2 separate regions of the Homo sapiens genome follow, and region 1 is linked to region 2. Evidence: chromatin loops called from intact Hi-C (ENCODE). Cell type or tissue: ascending aorta. All regions are shown on one strand. Each heading gives the region's core, and the rest is flanking DNA. Links, peaks and the distances in the headings are about the cores only.

Region 1 (2,500 bases), core at 1-2,500, 440 kb after region 2:
TCTGCCGTTAAGAATTACCCTTCACAGGCTGTTCAGAGAACGTCAAGTGCTACAGGATGCGTCGGCTAGTAGAGCGCTCCCCACCTTCGCCAAGACCACAGCACATGCGGCCCCTGACGGAGGGAGTCCGCCTCCCCACCTCCCCGGTCTGCCACCGCTCAGGGACGGGGGGCTGCCTCTCCCTTTCCTTAGGTTTCAAACCTGGGTGAGTCCTCTGACCCAGTGGAAAAAAATGGAGTGGGAGAGGTCGCGCAGCCTCCCTCCCGGCGGCTTAGGGCCCGCCCGCTGGCTCCGCTTTCGGGTTACTGCAGTTCAAACAGCACGTGCCGCCAGCGCTGGGAGCCTAGCGCAGCCGGGAGGGGCGGGGGCCTGTCCCGTGCGCGCCTCCTCCGCGCCTCCTCCAGTCGCTCGGGAAATCCAAGGGATAAACACCCACTTTCCCTTCCTCTTTCGGGGGGGGGTGGGTGCGCTTTGATCCCCGCTCGTGCCTCGCCTGCTCTCCCCCCGCCCGCCCTTCCCCCACGGCCCAGACCCGTGCGCTCCGCTGCCCAGGCTCGCCGCACCTCTCTGACCAGGCCCCGCCACCGCAGCCCACAAGCTGTCCCCAACCTCCACGCGCAGCCGCCTGCCCGCGACTCCCTTCAAGCAGCCTGTGGTGGGAAGGACAGCTTTGATTTTAGAATGATCGGTCTCCAGTCCTCGGAATTCCCTGGGAAACGTGGCGAAAAGGCGAACGCCGGCCAACTGTCCCGCCCCCTTCTTTTTCCAGCTCTGTGGAGCAAGGCAAGGACAGGCTTTGGACACCCCAGACCCCGCACGCTCAAGCTCTTCCAAGCCACCGTTGGGGGTGCCCATGACGCAGTCGGCCAGCAAGAAAAGGGACCAAGAGGAGGCCGGAGCAGGCCCTGGATCCGGACTCGAGGCCTTGTCGGCGGGGAACTGCGGAGTCTTCAAGCATGGTGTGCAAAGGGGGGCACAGATTCGGTAGGGGACATTCCCCGGGCTCCAGGAACTCCTTGCCCCGAGGTGGGGGAGGGATTGCGCGGAAGAAAACGGGCAGAGTTCTTACCTTGCGCTTGTTGCGGTGGATGTCGCCAATGGAATTGGACACCGTGTTGGGGCCCAGCAACATGCGGGTGCTGCGAGGCCACTCGGTGCTCACGAGGTGGTGCTCGCCCATGAGGATCTTGCGCACGTTCTCCGCGCCGGTCACGCGTATCAGCGGCCGCCCCAACAAATGCGTCTTGAACACGTTGCCATACTTCTCCCTCCGCGACGACTGGAAGCCAGAACCCTGCGGGAGCCACACCCGGGTCTCTCTCAGGGTGCACTTCTGCAGAGGGCCCGCGAGGGAGGGGCGGCGGACCCCAACCCGGGGTACAGTCACCTGCCCCCTCTCCCCACCAAACACACTCACACAGACGAGCACGCAGGTTTTATTTTTCATAGCGTGCACAAGAACTGCGAAGTAGGGCCTAGAGGATAATAAATAATGCAAGGAGGCGGAGGCCCAGGGGCACCCCCAGGAGGCTGTTTTTTGGTAATGACTTTCGAGAGGAAAGAGGTATCCCGGACAGCTGGACCCGAAGCGGGAGTCTCCGCCCCCACCCCCACCCCCACACCCCCACCCCGCGCTCGGGAGCCTCTCGGAATAAATATTTCCAGGCTCCGGGCCACGGGCTGGCGAGACCCCGCGGGGTGGCCGCAGGCCAAAGATTATTTATAGCGGTAAGCGGTCGGTGCCCGGAGGCAGCAACTACAGATGGGGGTTGGAGTTTCCTCCGCTCTCCGGTGTGGCCCGCGCAGGGACCCGGCGGCCCTCGGAGGACTCTGCAGGGCGGGGTCACGGGCCCAGAGCCGCGATTTTCCTAATGCATTTTGCCCTGGAAATAACGGAGACGGACTTTGGTTGCCGCCCTGGAGTTTGGAACCCGAGCGCGGGGCGGGGCGGGACCGGGCAGGGCGACCCGCGCAGGTAACCAGATCCCCGGTGGTGGCGGCGCAAGCCGAGGATGGCGGGGCCGGGGCCGGCCGGACTCTCGAAACGGCTGGCGGAGCCGGCCGGGCGCGGGTACCGGAAACCGTGGAGACCTCAGAGGGGCGGGGGCAAGGGCGTCCCGCTCACCTTTGACGTCGGCACTAGTTACCCCACCCCACGTTAACCCTTCTCCTGCCGGGGCAGCACCCGGCGCAAAGGGGAGGGGCGCCACCTGTCTAGCCGCCCCGCCTGCCAGCCCACGAGCGTACCGACTCGGGCTCCAGATCTACCCGCTCCTGCACCCCCGAGGGGACAACTCAGTCCCCCTAGCCCGGGTTGGTCCCCCTCCTCACTTTCCTTTTTTCCACAGAAAACTACTTCCAGCTAAATGTGCACACACGCCAGTACAGCCGAAAAGTGACTCTGCAGAACCCGGAGCCCTAATCACTTTTCCACATGCGCCTCCGGCCCGGCGCGCGACGGGGAACGAGCTGGGAGCGCCCGCGCAGCCAGGAGGGGGGC
Region 2 (4,039 bases), core at 890-3,389:
ATAAATCAGCATCTAGGGGAGTGCATGCTCAGACTTTTCACCAGTGGAGGTTTGCTATCAGTGCGTTCGGAGGTCACCGCTTCACAGCCTCCAGCCCCAGGCTGGGCACACAGCGGGGCTCAGGAAGCTTGCACGGGCTGATGTATGTCTTTGTGTGAGTGTGCGTCTGTAAGAGATTTTTATGACTAGGCGTTCCTCTCACCTCCCTCATTCAAAGCCCTCACCCCTCCTTCTCCTCCATCCCCCCCATCAATTTTTCTCTCATTTATTCCCTCCTGCCAGTGGGTGCCCCTGCCTGACCCTCATTAACTCAAAGTGTAAAAACCATTTGTCTGCAGCCCCCTTTCCTCCCTCCTCCCCCAGCTGGGGCTGGGGCATGGCCCTTCTTTCCTCCCATAGAAGCTCAGACCTCTGTGGTTTATGAGCGAGACCCTAATCTGGGAGGCCCCATAGAACAGGCAGGACTCGTTAGGGGATGGCCTCAGGGCTGCTCAGAAGACCTATAAAAAGTGAGTGATGCCCCTGGGGAGCCCAGATCCTCTGTTATTCCTCAGAAGTTGGCAGAGCACCGCACACCTCTAAGGGCCCCGTCTTGAAGGACAATGATGTAGGTGTCACCCTCCCAACCCAGGGCTGTGTTGGACACGACTTCACAGCCATATGTGGATGGACGGTTCTTGGCTCTCCATCCCTGCCCGATCCTCCAGGGTAGCTCCTGCCCCAAGGATCTCTGACCCCAACCTTCTCATCTGGGGAGGGCAATTGTTCATTCCTCAGCCCCAAAGGAAGGGGACTTGGACAGGGAGGAAGGAGGGCAAATTGGACCTGAGAGTACACTAGCTAATACATGCTTAGAACTGGATAGGAGTGTTTGTAGTATGTCAAGGAGGCGATGGATCAGGATGGGTGGCTGAGGAGTGGGCCCAGAAGACTTGGGTGGCAACACTGGAGATTATGAGGACTGCAGACTGTCCTTAAACGCGGAGAGAGCTTCCCAGAGTGGGGATGCTAAACTGCCACTCAAAGGCAGGTGGCTTCTCCAACAGATCTCCAGGTTGGAGGTGAACCCCAGGGCAGGGGACCCAGGTCCTCCTCTGCTTCAGTCTTAGCTGGCTGCCAGAGGGGCTGGTTGTCTGCCCACCAGAGCAGAGAGAGGTGAGTGGGCTGGGGACATTCCTGCCCTCCCCAACCCGCCCCATGCTACTCCCTCTGGCAGCAGACCAGAGGAATCCAGGAGCCAGAGGTGGACCCGGGGCTTGTGGCTAGGATCCCTGCCTGGCCCTGTGCAAGAAGGCATTGAGTTTTCATTCCTCAGGGGAGCTACAAATTTCCTGACGAGCGTGGTTGGGTTTATGTAACGTAAACACCTCAGCACACAGTGTTCCACCTGCAGGGGGGACAGGTGGGGGCCTCAAGTGCTGGCTGCTGGAGGTAAGAACTGAGGAAAAGCTGGCCTCACCCGGGAGCCAGGTAGGAGCCACCTAACCGGTGTGCCAGCCAGGCTGGTGCAGAGTCTGAAAGTCACCCATCAGTGTTCATTCACTGGCTTCAGCAACGACCTCTCCCGGATAAGGGTCACTGAGCAGATCTCCCCACCTCAGGGCAGGCGAGATGAGACCCTGTACGCCTCCCTCTGCTTTCTCCATTCTCAGACTCTGATGGCCCAGGGCATCCCCAGGAACCCCGGGGGAGGCGGTGGGGGGAGGCGGGGGAGGGGGAGGTGGGGCTTGACCAGGAATGGCTGGGGAAGGGCTTCAGGAATCTCCACTTCTGTTCTGAGCTGACATTGTTCACAAGGCAGGGACAGAAGTGAGTGTCAGGGGCAGAGCCGGGGAGAAATGTGACGGCCCTGGTGGGGCCCCTTCCGGGGATGCTCTGACTCGCTCCTTGGTCTGAGGCCCGCCTGACCTGGTGCTGCATGGGGGCTGCCTGGGTGGCCCTCCGCTGGTCTGGGCTGTCCCTAGGCTGGGACTAGGCCCTGGGTGGCTGCACTGGGATTCACTCAAAGCCACCGCTGACCTGTCTCCCGGTCTGCCAGGGTAAAAATAGATGTTTCCACTGCGGCCACCTCCGCAGCATCAACTTTCTCCTACTTGAGCCCCTGCCAGTGCTCGGCTCAGGGACTGGAGCATGAATTACAGGGCTGAGCTTGGCGTCGGGGCCTGGCGTCAGGGCCCTGCTGTGGAGCCAGGCTGCTCATGAATGCCCTATTGTTTGGGGAAGTGACCCTGTGTGTCCCTCCTCGGGGCCTGGGGCCTGCCCTGCTCACCTCCAGGCCTCTTCCCATTCCCTTTGGCTTTGTGCCCGCCTGGCCTCTGAGTTCCTCACCTGCCGCCTCATCTTACAGGGGAGGCACAGTCCCTTCCATACAGGGCCAGCTCTACGGGCATGTGACTTATGCAGTCACACAGGGCTCCACGCTCAGAAGGGCCCCACGCTTGGCTTAATGCCCTACTATCACCACCTTGACTTTCCCAATAATTTTGGAAAAAGGCACATTTGTATTTTGTACTTGGCCCTATGAATTACGTAGGTGGGCCTGCTCTATTAGGAACCACTAGTCTGATGAGGGAGCCACGGCCTCTGCCTCTGCAGAGCCCCAGGTCTGATGTGAGAGCATCTGCTGTCCTTCGGGGAGCCCTTAGATTGGAGAAAAAGGCATGGCTGCCCTTAGAATGCACACTGATGGGGCACACATTGCCTTTGCCCCTTGTGAGCCCCCAGGCCTATGTAGGAGACCCCATCTGTGCTCTCAGAGAGCCTCAGGTCTGATGGGGAGATACAGCCCCTGCACTTGGAGAGCTCAGATGTTGGTAGGGAAAGCATGGCCATTGCCATTGGCAAACGTGTATTCTGATGGGGAAGACAGAGCCTTTACCGAGCCCACAGTCAAATGGTGGAGATACTGGCCCTGCCCTTGGGGGCCCTTAGGACCCATGGCAAAGACCAGATAGACACACATGCACATGTGTATAGCAGGGTTAGTCCCTGCTGAGACTCGAGGCCATTCAGGGTATGGGGGAGTTTGACCAAGGGCAGAGCATAGGGCCCTGGGTAGACACAGACCGCTATGAGTGAGCTGCCAAGGAGGAAGAGCTGGGGCCAGGCCCTGGCAGGAGAGGAAGGCCGGCATCTGGGTCCTGTGGGGGTGCACGCTGGCTTGTGATGGGGTCCTGGGAGGATCAGAAGGACTTTTCAGAGGACCCAGGGAGCATGGTAGAGCTTGGATGCTCCTGAAGGTGTCAGCCCCAGAATAGCAGAGGCTGGTGTTTTCCTGGCAGAGCAGCATGTGGGCTGGGGCCCTGCCTGCCCGGGGCTGGGGTGCAGCTTGCAGTGGAGGCTGGGAGCGCAGCAGGCCCAGAGGACTAGGACCCTTGCGTGAACTCCTATGACCCACTGAACTCCCTGGGAGTGGGTGGGTATGAGGGGGCCTCACTAGGGTCCTGTGAAGGGGAAAGTGATTGGTGACTGGATGCAGGGCCAGCTGCCTCCCCAGCCACAGGGGGAGCAAGTGGCATGGCAGCAGCTCCTCTGGAAGCCTTGAGGGCCAAGGGACCCTGGATCACAGGGGGCAGTTCCCCATGAAGGGAGGCTTCCTGGAGGAGGTGGCAGGAGGGTCGGGGCTCTGAGAATGTCTCTGTCTGTCCATCAGCCTGCCTATTCTTCGGGGTGCACATTGTCCTCTCAAGGCTGCTAGTATGAAAGGACTCCCAAGAGGTGCCCACATTAGAGATGGTGAGGAGCGGTCTCTCTGGTAGGTGACGGGCTCCCCTGCCCTGTGAGGAGCTACAGTGCAAAGGTGAGTGGCAGGCAAGGCGGAGCCCTGGAGCCAGCTCCCCCTGCATGAGTGTGAGGATTCTGCCGTGGGGCCGACTCTTCCTTCATCCAGAGCCCGGCTGTGGCCGCTGACTTGCCTCTTATACCTCTCTTTGGCCTGGCAAGGGGGGCCGGGAGTTGGAACCCCAGGTCAGAGCAGCCAAGGCTTGCAGAAGCATCTCAGGGTCTTTCCCATGTAGAATCCTGGGCGGCATCTTGAGAG

Evidence for each region. Peaks named below come from ENCODE experiments on the same cell type or tissue, not always from the same donor. Only the 100,000 strongest peaks of a DNase experiment are listed, where the experiment ranks them.
Region 1: a loop joins it to region 2, with 2.9 times the contacts of the local background. A loop is called at or near these places in 6 of 110 quality-filtered maps.

The regions. Positions count from the first base shown.
Region 1 is chr2:72,142,920-72,145,419 of GRCh38, forward strand. CYP26B1 (cytochrome P450 family 26 subfamily B member 1) reads right to left here. Exons shown (of 6, transcript NM_019885.4): 2 at 1,070-1,294. Among named protein-coding and RNA genes, the nearest start is that of CYP26B1, 3.7 kb to the right of the region's middle. In ascending aorta, for the core only: a CTCF peak has its summit at 1,446; DNase peaks (open chromatin) are centred at 322, 1,222, 1,692, 2,102 and 1 weaker place; H3K4me3 peaks cover 2,500 bases; H3K27ac peaks cover 2,500 bases.
Region 2 is chr2:71,698,979-71,703,017 of GRCh38, forward strand. The region is part of intron 1 of LOC124907827 (a long non-coding RNA gene); the gene reads left to right. Among named protein-coding and RNA genes, the nearest start is that of DYSF, 230 kb to the left of the region's middle. In ascending aorta, for the core only: no CTCF peak of the experiment used is centred there; DNase peaks (open chromatin) are centred at 1,196, 1,523 and 2,073; H3K27ac peaks cover 2,500 bases.